Regions from separate parts of the Homo sapiens genome. Here region 2 is linked to region 1. The links are chromatin loops, found by intact Hi-C in ENCODE. Cell type or tissue: HCT116. All regions are shown on one strand. Each heading gives the region's core, and the rest is flanking DNA. Links, peaks and the distances in the headings are about the cores only.

The links. A loop is a pair of places that touch in the nucleus more often than their neighbours do. Peaks named below come from ENCODE experiments on the same cell type or tissue, not always from the same donor. Only the 100,000 strongest peaks of a DNase experiment are listed, where the experiment ranks them.
Region 2: it touches region 1 in a loop (7-fold over the local background); 1 of 110 quality-filtered maps calls a loop at or near these places.

What each region holds. Positions count from the first base shown.
Region 1 is chr3:195,035,730-195,044,068 of GRCh38, forward strand. No RefSeq gene overlaps it. Among named protein-coding and RNA genes, the nearest start is that of XXYLT1-AS1, 55 kb to the right of the region's middle. In HCT116, for the core only: no CTCF peak of the experiment used is centred there; DNase peaks (open chromatin) are centred at 1,402 and 5,242.
Region 2 is chr3:195,303,907-195,312,245 of GRCh38, forward strand. It overlaps ACAP2 (ArfGAP with coiled-coil, ankyrin repeat and PH domains 2), which reads right to left. Exons shown (of 23, transcript NM_012287.6): 11 at 4,880-4,931; 12 at 3,317-3,417; 13 at 2,605-2,710. Among named protein-coding and RNA genes, the nearest start is that of XXYLT1, 37 kb to the left of the region's middle. In HCT116, for the core only: no CTCF peak of the experiment used is centred there; no DNase peak of the experiment used is centred there.

The sequences.
Region 1 (8,339 bases), core at 286-8,285:
AGAGGCCCCTTCAGCAGCAGGGATGGGGGCATTCGGAGAAGGACTGGGGCCGGCTGATCCTGGCCTGACAGAGGCCTCCTCACCCACTGGCACCAGCCCTGCCCTGAAGACGTGGTCGTAGCATCGATGCAATCGGGGGGGAGCGTGGTGGGTGGGGCACAGCCTGAAGGAGGAGGTCGAGCAAACACGTGGCCTCAGCTGGGACGCAGCACTGTCTGCAGAGCCCCTCGAATCCAGCTCCACATCTGGTTCTCGGGGGCGCAGGGCTGCCCGTGCAGGATTATCGACCCTGTTTTCAGGGAACAGGAAACTGAGGCCAAGCGAGGGGTCCTGAGCCGCCCAAGGTCAGAGAGGTGGTGAGGGGGAGAGATGCAACAGGGGGGTCCCCAGAGTAAGGGCGGGCAGGGCGGATGCCTGTGCTGAGATGTGGCGCCGAGGCCTTACGAGCACCCACTGAAGGTCTGTTCAGTCACCCCAAGAATGTCTGGAGCCCGAGTATCATCTGGCAGCCACCCTGGAGAAGGAACCAAGAACGCGGGGGGAGTCGGAAAGGGGGGCCCACCGAGGGGAGAAAGGGGTCGGCGCCGCTGTTCGGGCTGGTTGCTTTCTGGGCTCCTGAGCCCGGTGCTGTCCCACCCTCCGGGAAAGTCTAAAGCAAGAGGTGCCACCGCCCTCCGTGTCCTGCAGGCTGAGGAGCAGTGACGCTATTCAGCAAGATGAGAAACACGGGCAGGAGGTAAGAACTGAGATCTCCTTCCTGTCGGCATCTGACGGGAGGAGGCATGTGAATCCCAGGAGAAAACAAAACCTAGAAAGCGGCTGAGCCAGGAGACCCCTGGGCGGTGGGCTTAGCAAGGGGCAGGGGTTACCCACAGTCCTCCCTAGCACCTCGTCCCCATCCTCTGCCTTCACACCTGGGACTCTCTTCCATGCTGGGGGAAACCTTCAGATGAATTGATTCTCGCTGAGGTTGTGCAGACCCCAGTGCACAGCCCCCAACCACAACCCCTTCCCTCCTGGCAGAGCTCGCTCTGGAGCAGCTGGAGGTCCAGCTTGATGTTTTCCCAGGACAGTCAGAAATCAGACCCAGCCAGCCCACCCCCCTGCAGGTCCACTCTTTGAATACCAGATGGCGGGGGCAGGGGAAGTCTCCTTAAAGCAAAAAGGAATAAAATTTGGAGACACAGTTTGCGGGGAACCAGAGGCCCACTCGGCTGTGGCAGCCACTGCTTGTTAGTCCTGATCTTTGTTCCCCGCTCTTCCATAGGATATTAAGCCGAGCACATAGATACTCAGAATAAAGACTGCATTTCCCAGCATCTCTTGCAGCAGATATGGCCACATGTCTAGGATCTAGTCAACAGGTAAATGCAACATTAGGGACTTTTCTTACAGGAAGTGGTCATACCCTTTCCTTCCTTCCTGGTGGCTGGAATACAGGCGTAATGGCTGGAACTGAAACAGCCATTTTTGATCATGAAGTAATCTTGGGAATTAAGCCAAGTTTAGAGAAGAAACAAGACAGAAGCATACTGTGTGTCCCTGACCCCACGGAGCTGCCACACTGGCCTAGCCCACCGACATTTTGAAAGTTTTATGGAAAAAAAATAGCTTTATAGTTTAAGTTGTTTGTTATTTGGGACAAAGTCAATATGAAATAACACACCTTTTTTTTGTTGTTTGAAGTAAACTTTTGTTAGTTTTTTAAATAATTTTTATTTGTATTTCAATAGTTTGGGGGGGTAAAGGTGGTTTTGGGTTACATGGGTAAGTTCTTTAGTGGTGATTTCTGAGATTCTGGTGCACCCATCACCCAAGCAGTGTACACTGTACCCAATATATAGTCTTTTATCCCTCATCCCCTCTCAACCTTCCCCTACCCCAGCCCCAGAGTCGATTTTATCATTCTTATGCCTTTGCATCCTCACTGCTTAGCTCCCGCTTATAAGTGAGAACATATGATGTTTGGTTTTCCTGAATCACTTCACTTAGAATAATGGTCTTCAACTCCATCCAGGCTGCTGTGAATGCCATTATTTCATTCCTTTTTATGGCTGTGTAGTATTCCATGGTGTATAAATACCTTATCCACTCATTGGTTGATGGGCACTTAGGTTGGTTCCATATCTTTGCAGTTGTGAATTGTGCTGCTCCAAATGTGTGTGCATGTGTCTTTTTCATATAATGACTTCTTTTCCTCTGGATAGATACCCAGTAGTGGGATTGCTGGATTTAATGATCGTTCTACTTTTAGTTCTTTAAGTAATCTCCATCTGTTTTCCATAGTGGTTGTACTAGTTTACTTTCCCACCAGCTGTGTGAAAGTGCTCCCTTTTCACCGCATCCATGCCAACATCTGTTGTTTTTTGATTTTTAATTATGGCCATTCTTGCAGGAGTAAGGTGATATCTCAAAGTGGTTGAAATTTGCATTTCCCTGATGATGATTAGTGATGTTGAGCATTTTTTCATATGATGGAGGCTGTTTGTATATCTTCTTTTGAGAATCGTCTATTCATGTCCTTTGTCCCCTTTTGCATGGGATTGTTTGTTTGTTTTTTTCTCGCCGATTTGTTTGAGTTCCTTGTAGATCCTGGATATTACCTTTGTCGGATGCATAGTTTGCAAGCATTTTCTCCTCCTCTGGGGTTGTCTGTTTACTGTGCTGATTATTTATCTTGCTGTGCAGAAGCTTTTTAGTTTAATTAGATCCCATTTATTTATTTACTTTTGTTGTTGTTGCATTTGCTTTTGGGTTCTTAATCATGAATTATTCGCCTAAGCCAATGTCTAGAAGAGTTTATCCAAGGTTATTAGAGGTTTTTAGAATTTTTATGGTTTCAGGCTTAGATTTAAGTCTTTAATCCATCTTGAGTTGATTTTTATATAAAGTGAGAGATGAGGATCCAGTTTCATTTTTCTACATGTGGCTTGCCAGTTTTCAAAGATCAGAGCAGAACACACCATTTTTAAAGGAACAAATCCAATCTCCTCCAAGAAACATGCCCAGAGCTCTCCAGGTCAACACAACCTTTCCCACACCTCCACGGCCATCAGAGCATTGGTCACTGGGTGCAGCAAAGCACAGTTGGAGTGCTTCTGCTTGCAGAGTTCTTTCACATGCAGTATTTTATTCATTTTCAGAACAGTCCAAAGTAGGTATTATTGTCAGCATATAATAAAGGTAGGGGCTGGGCATGGTGGCTCACGCCCATAATCCCAGCACTTTGGGAGGTCAAGGCAAGAGGATGGCTTGAGCCCAGGAGTTTGAGACCAGCCTGGGCAACACAGTGAGACTTCATCTCTACAAAAAAAATAAACAGAATTAGCCAGGTGTGGTGGCATGTATCTGTAGTCCCAGCTACACAGGAGGCTGAGATGGGAGGATTGCTTGAGCCCAGGAGGTTGGGGCTGCAGTGAACCAATTGTGCCACTGCCTGGGAGACAGAGCGAGACCCTGTCCCCCCAAATTATAATATAATAAAAAGCTAGGTACACATTGCCAAGTAACGACATGGTAGCGCGAGTGGTGACTGGTTTTCTGGTCTGGAACACTCTTCAGCTTGAATCTAAACGATGAATGCCCGGTTCCATCTCCCTTCCTGCCCTGTGAGCTGGGCGGGCTCATCTTAGGCTCAATGGGGCCTGATTCAGCTTTGATTCCTCAGGGCTGCGGGCCCCACCCACAGCAGGTGCTATGTAAATTTGTGCTGAATTGATTTGCTGTAACTGCAGCAAGGATTGATTTCTTCTAAGCTGCATTTCTTGGTTTGATATTCTCTTAAAAAGAGAAAAACTGCAAGGAAAGAAAAAAGCTGTCCTTTCAGCTGAACCCTTGGCCTGCAGGTAGCCAGGGCTTGGCAGTGTAGGAGGGATTGATCTGGAGGCCTCAGAGACTGAGCAGTGTGGGAGGGAGTGCTCTGGAGGCCTCAGAGACTGCAACAAACTGCTGAGAACCCAGAGCTGTGGCCACAGGAGGTTAAGTGTGGAAGGGACCCTGCAGCCAGGAAGAGCCTCTGAAGCTGGGGGCTCAGAGGTCCAGAGGATTCCACCAGCCCCACTCAGTGGTAGGGGAGACATGAAGAGCTTCAGGGAGGCCAAGAGAAGAGCTGGTTTCATAGCCAGGCTGTTTTGCAAATGTCACTTCATTGAATCTCACAGCATTTCTCTGGGGTTGGATGGCAGGCAACGCCATTTTTTTGATGGGGGATGGGGGATGGGGGATGGGGAACCGAAGAAGGAGAATTACAATGAATTCTTGCCTCCTAGCTATGAGAAAAAGCCACTGCCCCAGATGTACAATGCCCCGTGGGGAGACAGTGACCTGCCGAGTCTAACTCAGGAAAGAATTAGCTGTCCTCACCCCCACATTCACCCAGCGGCTCTGCACTGGTTTCAAAGGCCACCAAGTTCACGCCACACAACAGTTCTTCAAGGACCGAGGCAGACATTGCCCCTTTCGACGGAAGAGGAGCCTGAAACCCAGAGAGGGGAAGTGACTTGCCCAAGGTCACGCGGTGCCAAAGCTAGAGCCCGATGTCCCTCCTCCCACTGCCTGCAGCTCCTAGGTTGACAGTTGATCGTGTGCTTGCCAGTCTGCAAACCCCTCATGCTGCCTTTCACTGTGCCCAGAACGGGAGCCACAGTGGGGAGGAGAGGGTGGTGACAAGCTGAGCCCAAGCCAGCTATTGGAGAGTCCATGCCCCAGGAGTATCTCAGGATCACGGACTGCTAGAGCCAGAAGGACCTTGCAGAAAGTGAGGACACTGAGGCCTCAGAGGGGAGGGGACTTGCCCAAGGCCACACAGACAATGCCCTTTCTCATTGTTATGACAAAGAAACAACCAAACGGTGAGAAGGGGTGTTGTCTGCCCTTGCCCGTTTCCACACACAAGTGGAACCTGGAGTTCTGACCCCTCTTCCGCTCCTCCTGGTGACAGGGGCTCCCTCAGGAACCTGGCTTCTCTGGAGAGGCAGAGCTGTTCTTGGCTACCGAAGCACTCTCCCCTGCCCCCAGAAGTCCTTACTGTCTTTCAAGACCCCATTCAAATGCTACTTCTCTCAAGGATGACAACCCTCCCCCTGCATCCCCGCCCTGTCCCCTCCAACACCTGTGTCACCCGGCCTGCACCTCTCACGGCCCCCTCCCTGGAGTCACGTGTGGTCGCTGACTCATGACTTTGGTGCTTCCCAGGGCATAATCTCCAGGCACAGCCCATGCCCAGGCTCCCCAGGTTCCTGGGGGTATGAGAGACAGACATCAAAGGAGTTCCTGATGGAATGAGGTTAGCTGTGGCTGTGAGAAGCTGGGCTAGAGGACTCTGCAGGTGCCAAGTGCCTGTGGTCACGTGCTCTGGGCCTTGGGTGGCAGTTCCTGAGAGGGTGGCTTGTGAACAGCAGGTCTCGAAGGCTGGAGGAGTGGGCAGCTCCCGGCCAGGCCTTGGCCTAAGGGTTTTCCTGAGTTTAGGGCAAAGGTCCATGAAACAGCTGCTGGGCCAGCCTTCTGGTGACTGGAGCCACAGCCCTTTAAGAAACCTGTTAGTGGGGAACCCTTCAGGGGCTCCAAGTAAAGCCCCCCGCCCCCATTCTCTGGAGGAGAGGTGCCAAGCCAGGTCCCGTCATCCCCAGAAGGGCCTGAGAGGCTCCGGCTGGGGCGGCTGCCCTGGCATCTGCCCCAGGGGGCATGGGCTCAGCCCCAGCAGCCAGCACTCCATTCTGGTCACTGAGCCATGTAACATCCTCCCCAAACCCCACCGTCCCCTGGGTTCCCACCTGCCTACTGTTCTTGACAGATACATATGTATGTTATTTATTTATTTAATTATTTATTTTTGAGACGGAGTTTTGCTCTGTCGCCCAGGCTGGAGTGCAGTGGTACAATCTCGGCTCACTGCAACTTCTTCCTCTCAGGCTCAAGCGATTCCCCTGCCTCAGCCTCCCAAGTAGCTGGGATTACAGGCGCCCACCACCACACCCAGCTAATTTTTGTATTTTAGTAGAGACAGAGTTTCACCATGTTGGCCAGGCTGGTCTCGACTTCCTGACCTCAAGTGATCCGCCTGCCTTGGCCTCCCAAAGTGCTGGGATTACAGGCGTGAGCCACCGCGCCCGGCCTGTATGTTCTTTAAATAAAGAACAGAATAAACCCCAGCGTGAGTAATCTTCAAACTAATGAGAATCATTAAGTCAAGATGAGCATTTTCCCCTCATGTGCCTTAAGTCACTCTCCAGATGAGGGACAGCCAGCTGGCAGCTCAGCTAAAGGGACATGCAGGCTGGAGAGCAAACACCGTGGCCGGGACTGGCTCGGGCCCTGGCTTCTCAGCCCACCCTCTCAGTCGTTCTCTGCCCTCCCAATCCCGTCTAAGTGTCAGTTTTGAGGGATGTGGAAACGCGTGAAACACACCTCCATGCATATGAAAAAGAATGTTTATGACTCTTCTATTGACTTCAGCCCCTCCAAGACAGCCCTCGGGACTCCAGCAGCTGGGGGACTGGATTCCTTCCTCAAAGACAGCCCTTGGGACTTCAGCAGCTAGGGGACTGGATTCCTTCCTCAAAGACAGCCCTTGGGACTCCAGCAGCTAGGGGACTGGATTCCTTCCTCAAAGACAGCCCTCGGGACTCCAGCAGCTAGGGGACTGGATTCCTTCGATTGCCCTTCATCATGTTTCAGTGGGATTCTTGAAGCAGCCTCCTCACTCCACTGTCTCCCTACCCCCACCCTGCTGTCCTCAGAAGCCCCAGAAGCCCACGCTCCTGCAGCCAGAGGGACCATCCAAAGCTTCCATGAGATCTTCTCTCCTCTGCTTCAACCCCCGCCCCCCACCGTGGCTCCCCATCTCCTCAGGCAGTGATGCTCAGCACCCCCATGATGAAACAGCATCACCTGTGAGCTTTAAAAAGACACCCATGCTCAAGCTCCACCCAGACCCCAAAATCAGAATGCAGCGGGGGGCGGGGGGTTGGGGTACAGGGAGGCAGGCATGAACAACTTTTTAAAGCTGCCAGGTAATTCAAATATGCAGCTCAGTTTCAGAGCCATGGGTTTAAAGAGTAAGGGTGGGGAGGGGAATCTCCTTAGAGTGGAATGCTGGTGAGGAAGTAAGTCCGGGCGGAGCCAGGATTTGTAAATCATCACTCAGAGATCACTAATACTGATGCAGGCAGCTCAACAGATGCGAAAACCACTGAGTGAGAAGTTCCTGGGGAGCAGGATCTTCATACAGTCTCAGAGGAAAACCCCACAGATTAATGACAATTTACGAAGGGGAAAGGGCACCTGTACGTTAGGGAACCAAGTTCTAAAACCCAGCATCACCAGCCGTGGGGCTACGCCATGCTCCTCCCACCTGATGCAAGGGCAGGAGACGCCCCCATCCAGGTAGAATTTTTGCCTGTGACGTTCATTCTGAGTCAATGTTCTTCCTCAATCTGAAGAGTGCAGACTGTGGGCCATTCAAAAAAGAGCGGCCCAGGAGGTGGCATTTGAGGGAGGGGCTTCTTCATGGAGCTGCACGTCCTGGGGACTCGGAGGCATCTTGGGGAGGGTACTGGACCTCACAGCGTGTGGGTCAGGAGACACAGGTCAGTTTATTTAAATCTCAGAAGACAGCTCTCTGCTGACCTCAAGGTTACAACTGTTATTATTATCCCAGAGATGCCTTGTCTATCTGAAAAAGGGCCCATCTAGGGTGAGTGAGTGTTAAGGTTGTCCGCTTACAGGTCTGAGCCGGCCTGCCCATCTCTTTGAAATGAGCACAGCCTTAGGACAGGCACGGACTCTGGGCTGGGCTGCCAGACCGGCTCCTCGCCCCTCTCCGTTCCTGTCCCCACAGCCTGACCAGCCAAGTCCACAGGCACCACAGAGCTGTAAATCATGTCCTCCAACCTGCTCGTTGTCCCTGCTGCTGGCTCAGCCAAGGAAGAGGAAATGGGACCTAAATGCTTCCCAAAATCATCCGTATTCCCATCCCCATCCCTCTTCCCCCCAGATTCTGGTGCCCAGGATTTAGCAGAAAAAAATGTGCTGCCCTCCCATGCAAGTCCGCCAGCATTGGCGCCCCCCTCCCCGGCCTTTGTGCCTTAGCTCTCCTTCCTATGTGTACCGCTTCCTCTGCGTGGAAACACCATATGAATGCAATCGATATTTTTCTTACATGGGCAAGGATATCTAGGGATTCCCTGGAATGTCCAAGGACAGATGTGCAGAGACGGGAATGATGATCTAACAGAGCCCCTGTGGAGACCTGCGTAAGTGGCTCTCTCCCCAACCCAGGGAGCCTGCCCTCCCTCTCTGCTTGCATGAGGGAGAGACTGGGTCCCAGGAGATGCAGGGGT
Region 2 (8,339 bases), core at 279-8,278, 270 kb after region 1:
ATCTCAGCACTTTGGGAAGCCGAGGTGAGTGGATCACAAGGTCAGGAGTTCGAGAGCAGCCTGGCCAATATGGTGAAACCCTGTCTCTACTAAAAATACAAAAAAAAATTAGCCGGGCATGGTGGTACATGCCTGTAATCCTAGCTACTAGGGAGGCTGAGGCAGCAGAATCGCTTGAACCTGGGAGGTGGAAGTTGCAGTGAGCTGAGACCGTGCCCCTGCACACCAGCCTGGGCAATGGAGTGAGACTCCATCTCAAAAAAAAAAAAAAAAAAAAAAAAAAAAAAAACTTCCCTGTAAGTTTAGGATTATTCCGAAATTTTAAGAAAGAAATATTTGTTTTACCAGAATATGTTCGATAATGGGAATTAGCAATTATGTAAGGAAAGAATATCAATATTATATTACAGAAATCATGTTGGTTCATTCCCAAGTTTTCTCTATATGCTAATGTTTTTGCACCAAATTAGAGAACTAAGTACACAAACACAGCAAAACTTGGGTCAGCCACTTCAAGGAACACAGCACTGAATATGACACCAATTCACGAAAGTATTAATAGGAGGAATGATTGTTTAAGCAGGACAGTTCAATCCTACTGTCGCTGCCCCCCATCTCCATGCCACTAGGGGATGACTGCTCTCTACACAAACACAATGACTGGAAGTTATTCTCTGGAGGATTAAAACAGAGTCTCTGAATCGACTTCACCTGAAAGGTGGAAGCCAGAGGATTAAATGAACATATACATACAATATGCTAAGATACCCAGTGCTTAGCTCCCCACCAATCCCTCATAGCTATGCAGGAGATCAATGAGTCTTCTCTGGGAAATCACATCAGCCGAAAAGACTCAAAAAGACCCTGACGATGGTTGTTCCTCAACAAATGGTCCAGACTTAGACAAAGGCCACAGTCAACAAAGTCCTAATTTTGTGCTCAGAGTTTCCAAAGAAGTTTTTAGTGCCTAACACTTATGATGAGATAGCCAAAGGAAGCCTCTAACGCAATAGCTCTCAACATTGGTTGTTTATGGAACTAACCCAGGAAGCTTGTGAAAGTACTGATGCCCAACTCCATTCAAGTGTTCTGGGGTGGTACCTAAGCAATGGGGGTTTTTCAAGCTCCCTGTGTGGTGACATCATAGTATGCAATGATGGTTAAGATCCACAGCTCTAACACTGATTCCACGAAAAAAGAACAGGTCTATATCTGTAAACATTTAGTGAACAAACACAGCTCTTGGAAATTAAGTATGTGCTAGCAGAACTGAAATATTCAATAGAAGACTTGGAAGATTAACTGAGAAGATTTCCCAGAAAGTAGAGCAAAACAACACACACGGACACAAAAATAAGAAAATCATAATACCAATCCAGAAAATACAGAGCAACTGGAGAGGAGAAATACAGCAGGTCATTAATAAGAAAAGCTTCAACATCAACACTGGAAACTAAAAAACAAACAATGCTGTTAAAATTCTCAAGATTATTTCCAATCTTAAAATATCCAACCAAACTACCAATCAAATATGAGGACAGAACCAAGACCTTTTCAGATATGCATGGAATCACAAATGCCTCATTTTCAGGAAGCTACTAGAGAAAGTACTTAAGTTTTCCTTAAGCCAAGAAGGAGAAAGATATGGGATACAGGAAAGAGAAGAAACTCCAGAAATGATTTTGTAAGGAAATCCCAGACTGACAGCCATGCTGCAGGCTTAGGGAGCAACTGGTCCAGATTGGAGAAGTGTGATTCTAGAGACAGACGTATTGAGGGCTATCTTTGCTGACATGCCCTTCGTCAATGTTCCCATCATTTGTACCCAGACAAGTTCACGCAAACGTGGCTACTGATCAAATTCCTACTTTCATCTCTAAGCCTTTCTGCTTGGATCAAGTTAGTCGTCCCCCCATAATCCCATGCCTGAAAAGGTTCTGCTTTGATCTATGATCTATATTTGGGAGCTGGAAGTTGGCCACGGTAAGTTTTGGAATACAATTTAGAGAGCAGTCGATCCCCCTAACCATACTCCCAACAATTATCTATCACTAAGCCTATGCCACAGTCTTGCCAGATGACCCAAAAGTGCTGAGTTCCATTTCTCAGGACCCATTTACTCACTCACTGCGTTGCCCAAAAGACTTTCTTGGTAAGCTCTTTGAGAAACTGAGGCCAGACTATGACCTAAGTTCCCACATTCACCTTATATTTTTAAGGGGCCTTCACCTAAGAGACAATATTATGCTTCCCTTTTTTGCTTTCATTCAGTTTTAAACACCTTTCATGATCATTATTTTATTTTATAATTAACTAAAATGGCACAATACTTTTGGGGAAAAACACTAACAGGGAAATACCTTATTCCGATCTGGTTCATATATTCAAATATTAAACATAGATTCACAAATACTGAAATAAAATGGTAAGTGAAATAAAGAGAAATAAACAAAAAAGAAATTAAATCCAGATTTTAAAAATAAAACTCAATTACATAAAATCATCTTCCATAACAAACGATGCTACATACAGTCATATAACGTTGCAACTAAAATCAAGAATTTTGGCAATATATTATCTGGTATTGCTAATACCTCTACTAACCTCTGATTCATCACCCTTCTCTCTATAAGCAGTAGCAATACTGGTCTGAACAGCCTTAATCCATGCCTGGCGCAGCTTTTCGGAATCTGCCTGGAGCATGCAACTTCTAAAAGGAAATAACATATTGTTTTCTCAGACACTAAGTTAATGCCAAAAACACCCTATAAGCTTTATATTTTTTCCACTTTGCTATTTAATAATTTTCTAGCCAAAAATATATATAATTTGTTGAAAGAAGGTTTTATTTCATGTATCTTTAGGGCAAAGTATGTTAACGAAGAAATTAAGGTGCCAATGAAACAAATTATCTCTTAAAAACAAATAACCCATCACTGAATATTTAAAAAAAAAAAAAACCACTTAAATTTACCATATAAATATAGAAACACTCATTTTTTTTTCTACTGGGTACAAACATAAAATGATAGTTATCAAAGAAACTCATATGATTTCAATTCATCATAATAGCTAAAACTTTCATATGAGCCCATAAATCACCTTTATGGAATTTAAAGAATAGGATAAATGGTAGAAGTTACATAAATACCTGACTATAATATCTGTAACCATTAATTATTGAAAATTATTTTTAAAACTTTTTTTTCTCTTTAGCACAGATACAGACAAATGCAAATTTCTCTACTCTGGAAAGTTATTTAAGACAAACTATAAAAACATAAAAGCAAATCACAGATCCTTTAGAACCACTTACTTTGTTGGCGAGACCACCTCAAAGCAGAATCGTCGCTCTATGTCTTCACAATGTTTCACTGTGCAAAGCCTGAGGTCTTCAACTACCACAGTCGGATTATCCTATAGTGAGGAAACCAAATTTCCATATTTTTCCACTTAGGTTTTAATACTACCAATAATGAAATACTTAAAAATATTACTTGGCATAACTGGTCTAATTTTCAAGATTTATATTTTATTTTAGAAACAGGGGTTATCAATATAGACATAAAAGTAATTTTGTCCTGTTAATAACTGTATCTACCTCATAAATTATATAGAGATTAAATGAAATTGTTTACATATAAAGAGACTGGTCCAACACTTGATACTTAGTAGATGCTCAATAAATGTTAATGTTCTGTGGCTTTTCTTCCATTTTCTTTTATATTCACTCTCCTGGTCCCCACTCACATATAATAAAAGCTACTTTCCTCCAAAAGAGAAGCTTTTATTCAGTCAAGTTTTAAATACCTCAAAGAAAGCTATAACTTCTTAAAATACCTAGGAGAATCAGAAAGATTTTATCACTTTCTACTGTTTAATAAAAATATAAATTCAAAACCAAGTTTATCAGAATAGAAGAAACCATGAACTAATAATTAGCTGATTAAAGGGCTTCTGTCATACAAACCTGCTACCATAGAACCAAGCAAGTAAAATTTCATATTGTGTCATCTCAAGAGTAGAGATTTGAAATCTGCAGTTTACAGAATATCATTCATAAAAAGTAACTAGGTGAAAAGCAAGTTATCCATTAACTAATGATTTATTCTTTTGTTTCTAGTTATTTTAATATTCTCAACTCACATGTAATCCCAATATGTCTTTCCCATAAATAAAACTTCCTCATCCTTAAAATAAGGTTCAGGAAAACAAACATATAAAACGATATTAACAAATTTAAGGGGTTCTATTTAAATTACTTTCAGCTTACATTTTAATTAATGTAATTTTTAACCATTCTGTCCTATAACCTTTGGCCCTATTGTGACATTATTTAAAAGGCACCCTCTCTTTCATCTTCAAAATAGTGCTATGGAATGGCAGTGTTATTTCTGTCATGGACTAGACAAAGATACATATAAAGAAATAAAAGTATGTTGTATATTTCAAAACAGCTAGGAGAAGAGATTTGTAATGTTCCTAAGACAAAAATGTTTGAGGTGATGGATACCCCAGTTACCCTGATTTGATCATCACACGTTGTATACAAGTATCAAAATAGCACATGTACCACAAAAGTATGTACAACTAATATATACCATTTAAAAGCTATCAAAACATTTTAAACAATCCTGTGACCCAGAAAAATCCATCTCAAAGCAAGGAATTAAGAACTCAGGATTCAAATCACTTTGCTTTTAAGAATTAAATGTTGATATTTTCCACCCTAGAGTCCTCTTATACCTGCTCAAACATAAAACTAATAAATAATTACATTAATTTTACACAAATGAGTATGTATAGACTTCAATGTTTACCAAAACAGATAAATAACTGAAACTGGTAACTCACTGGGGTTTCATTTATTAACACCTACCTTAAATTTTTTCTGGTAAACCAACTGATTATTCTGTATTGAAAACCAGCGCCTACAGAAACACAAAATAGATTAAGTTTTCATAAACATAATTTATTTCCATTGTTGTTAGAAATGAAATATTTGAGAAAGCACTGGAAATCACATTGTGTTAATTATGTTTTGAGAAGTCCACTGTATTATTTTGCTTTATATAAACTGATTCTAACATGGGAAAACTACTGAAAGAACAAACATTTTAAAACCACAGGTTAGGAAAATTAAAGTACTACATTTTGATTAATTTCATGTCATAAATTTACATCCTAACAAAAGCAGTTATCCTGTATGCTATCACCAAATAATAACTGTTTTAAAGTACAAATTTACAGCTTTTGAGGTTCCTCAAAAATAACTGAACTCTTTCCCAAGAAATAATTGCTTTTCTCATAAAGTTGGCATAAATGTATATCGTGAATAAAAGTATCCACTTGTGGCCAGGCACGGTGGCTCACGCCTGTAATCCCAGCACTTCGGGAGGCCAAAGTGAGTGGATCACCTGAGGTCGTCAGGAGTTCGAGACCAGCCTGACCAACATGGTGAAACCTAGCCTCTAATAAAATATACAAAAATTAGCTGGGCATGGCAGCAGGTGCCTGTAATCCCAGCTACTCAGGAGGCTGAGGCAGGAGAACCACTTGAACCCGGGAGGCAGAGGTTGCAGTGAGCCGAGATCACGCCATTGCACTTCAGCCTGGGCGACCGAGCAAGACTCCGTCTCAAAAAAAAAAAAAAAGTATCCACTTGTATACAGAAAAACATTGAAATAAATTGTGCTTTATTTTCAACTTTTCAGCAGATAATTCAGTAAGAGTTTGATTTGATAAGCAAAACAGAAAACTAATCATGTCAGAACCGACATCTAACAAGAGACAATCACAAATTAGCTTGGCCTTACTTTCATATAAAATACTCCTAAGTAAAATAATCAAAGTTATTACTACAAATGATTCACTCAACTATTTATATGGTTCTGCTCATTACTGTAAATTATTAGACAAACAATTTACTTACGATCTTTTTTAGAAGAAAAATCTATGCTATGTATTACATATTTACTAATTCTAATTTATTAAAACAATAAAAGACCTAAAGGCATAAAAAAAATTCACAGCCAAAAGCCATTCAGAAAAGAAAGCAAAACTTCTTATCAAGCATGAAAGGTAAAACAGTATTTGAATCATTATTTTAAAATTAGTTTCATGTGAGATGATTTCTATTGTAACATTAGTTATTAATCAATTAGCAGATATTCTACCTTTTCATTGATACTAATATGAAGCATTAGAAATTGTATTTAGAATTTCTATTTTTAAAAATTAAGTTAATTATCCAAAGCTGTTCTCATGTCATGACTAGAAGATGCTTTTCCACTTTTAAGCCATTTACTAGACAGACTTAGGTTTTCTTGTCACTTAAAGAGGAATCGCCTTTACCATTAAAAAAGACATTTGTTAAATAAGCATCTAGATAAAATGAGCTGGGTTGCCTCTAAATGCAAATCATCAAGAGGTAGGCTAGAAAAGGAAGAACTTCTGGGTTTCTTTACTTTGGGACAGATAGTTGGTTAGAAATGTTAAGGAAATACCTACAAACAAACAAAATGGTGCAACCCTGCCACATGGGATGACATGCAATGGAAACAATCTCTGATACTGATGAAAGCGTTTGTGTAAAAATCATTTGAAGTAGGGTGAACTGTAGTCATACAAAATCATTTGTTTTATATCATAGTAAATTCTGTAATTTGATGAAAGCTACGAAGAGTTTTACTGAACAACAAATTATGTAAACTTTTCACGCTTCTGAGGTCTTCAAAAAATTAACTTCTCTTGACCAGCTGCATCTTAGGACAATATCTTCTAAAAATAGTATTAAAACTTATGTTGTTGTCAAAGAGCTAACCCTCTGATTATTAACCTAAGGATCATATGTATTTCTGAAACCCAGTTCCTCTGCCATCGATCTGCTTCTGAATGACGTTTTCATAACATCGATTTTTATAAACTGAGGAAAGAAAATATAAACTCTTAATTTTACATCTCTTAAGGAAAAACGTCATATATCCTAGGTAGAAAACATTTTTTCAATTATTATACTAAGATTTGTGTGTCTTACAACACTATCACTCCTCCATTGCTATTATAAATTAAAAAAACTAGTAACATTGACCAAAACTTTAATCAGTTAAGTAAAAGGGAATATAATTTTTAATTATTTCTATAGAATAATCCTAGTTGTTATTAACATTTCATTGTGGTTTTTTTGTTTTTTTTTTGTTTTTTTTTTTGAAGCAGAGTCTCACTCTGTCACCCAAGCTGGAGTGCAGGGGTGCGATCTTGGCTCACTGAAACTTCCACTTCCTGGGTTCAAGCGATCCTGGTACCTTAACCTCCCAAGTGGCTGGGGTTACAGACACACGCCACCACACCCTGCTAATTTTTGTATTTTTAGTAGAGACGAGGTTTTACCATGTTGGCCAGGCTGGTCTCTAACTCCTGGTCTCAAGCGATCCACCCACCTTGGCCTCCCAAAGTGCTGGGACTACAGGCGTGAGCCACCACGCCCGGCCCTAGTTGTTACTAACATTTCTAAGAAAAGGAAAAGTAAGACTTAAAAACAGCTCATGGACTGTGAAATATAGAAAAAATACTTAACTTTGGATTCAGAAACTGACCACAAAGCCAAAATACAAGACAGTTTTCTGTTTTGTTTTTTGTTTTTGTTTTTGAGATGGAGTCTCACTCTGTTGCCCAGGTTGGAGTGCAATGGCACGATCTCGGCTCACTGCAACCTCCGCCTCCTGAGTTCAAGCGATTCTCCTGCCTCAGTCTCCTGAGTAGCTGGGATTACAGGCATGCACCACCACGCCCAGCTAATTTTTGTATTTTTAGTAGAGACGGGGTTTCGCCATGTTGGCCAAGCTGGTCTTGAACTCCTGACCTCAAGTGATCCACCCGCCTCAGCCTCCCAAAGTGCTGGGATTACAGGCATGAGCCACCGCGCCCTGCCAAGACAGTTTTTAAAATAGAAAAATTTCTTGCTTCATTAAGAAAAATAAGGTATCACTTTGTATCTCAAATTGAAATAACTCAATATAATACACATTTTATTAAATTCTAAATATTATACTTTAAAATATATTTGTTGTAAATATTAAATTTATAAATTATTAAATATTATTAATATTAACATACTAATTAGAGCTTCCAAATGACAAAATTTGGGCAGGAAAAGAAAAAATACATAAACAAAAAATTCGAGTTATCTTTTACCATGTTTGATCACTAGTCCCAGACTGCTCTTGTAATCAAGAACATGAGTAAAAGTCAAACTTCTAAATCTGTAGAAACGTTATCACTAGAACTATACAGATGATGGGTTTATTTACACATTCATGTAAGTGCCAAATAGGTAAACA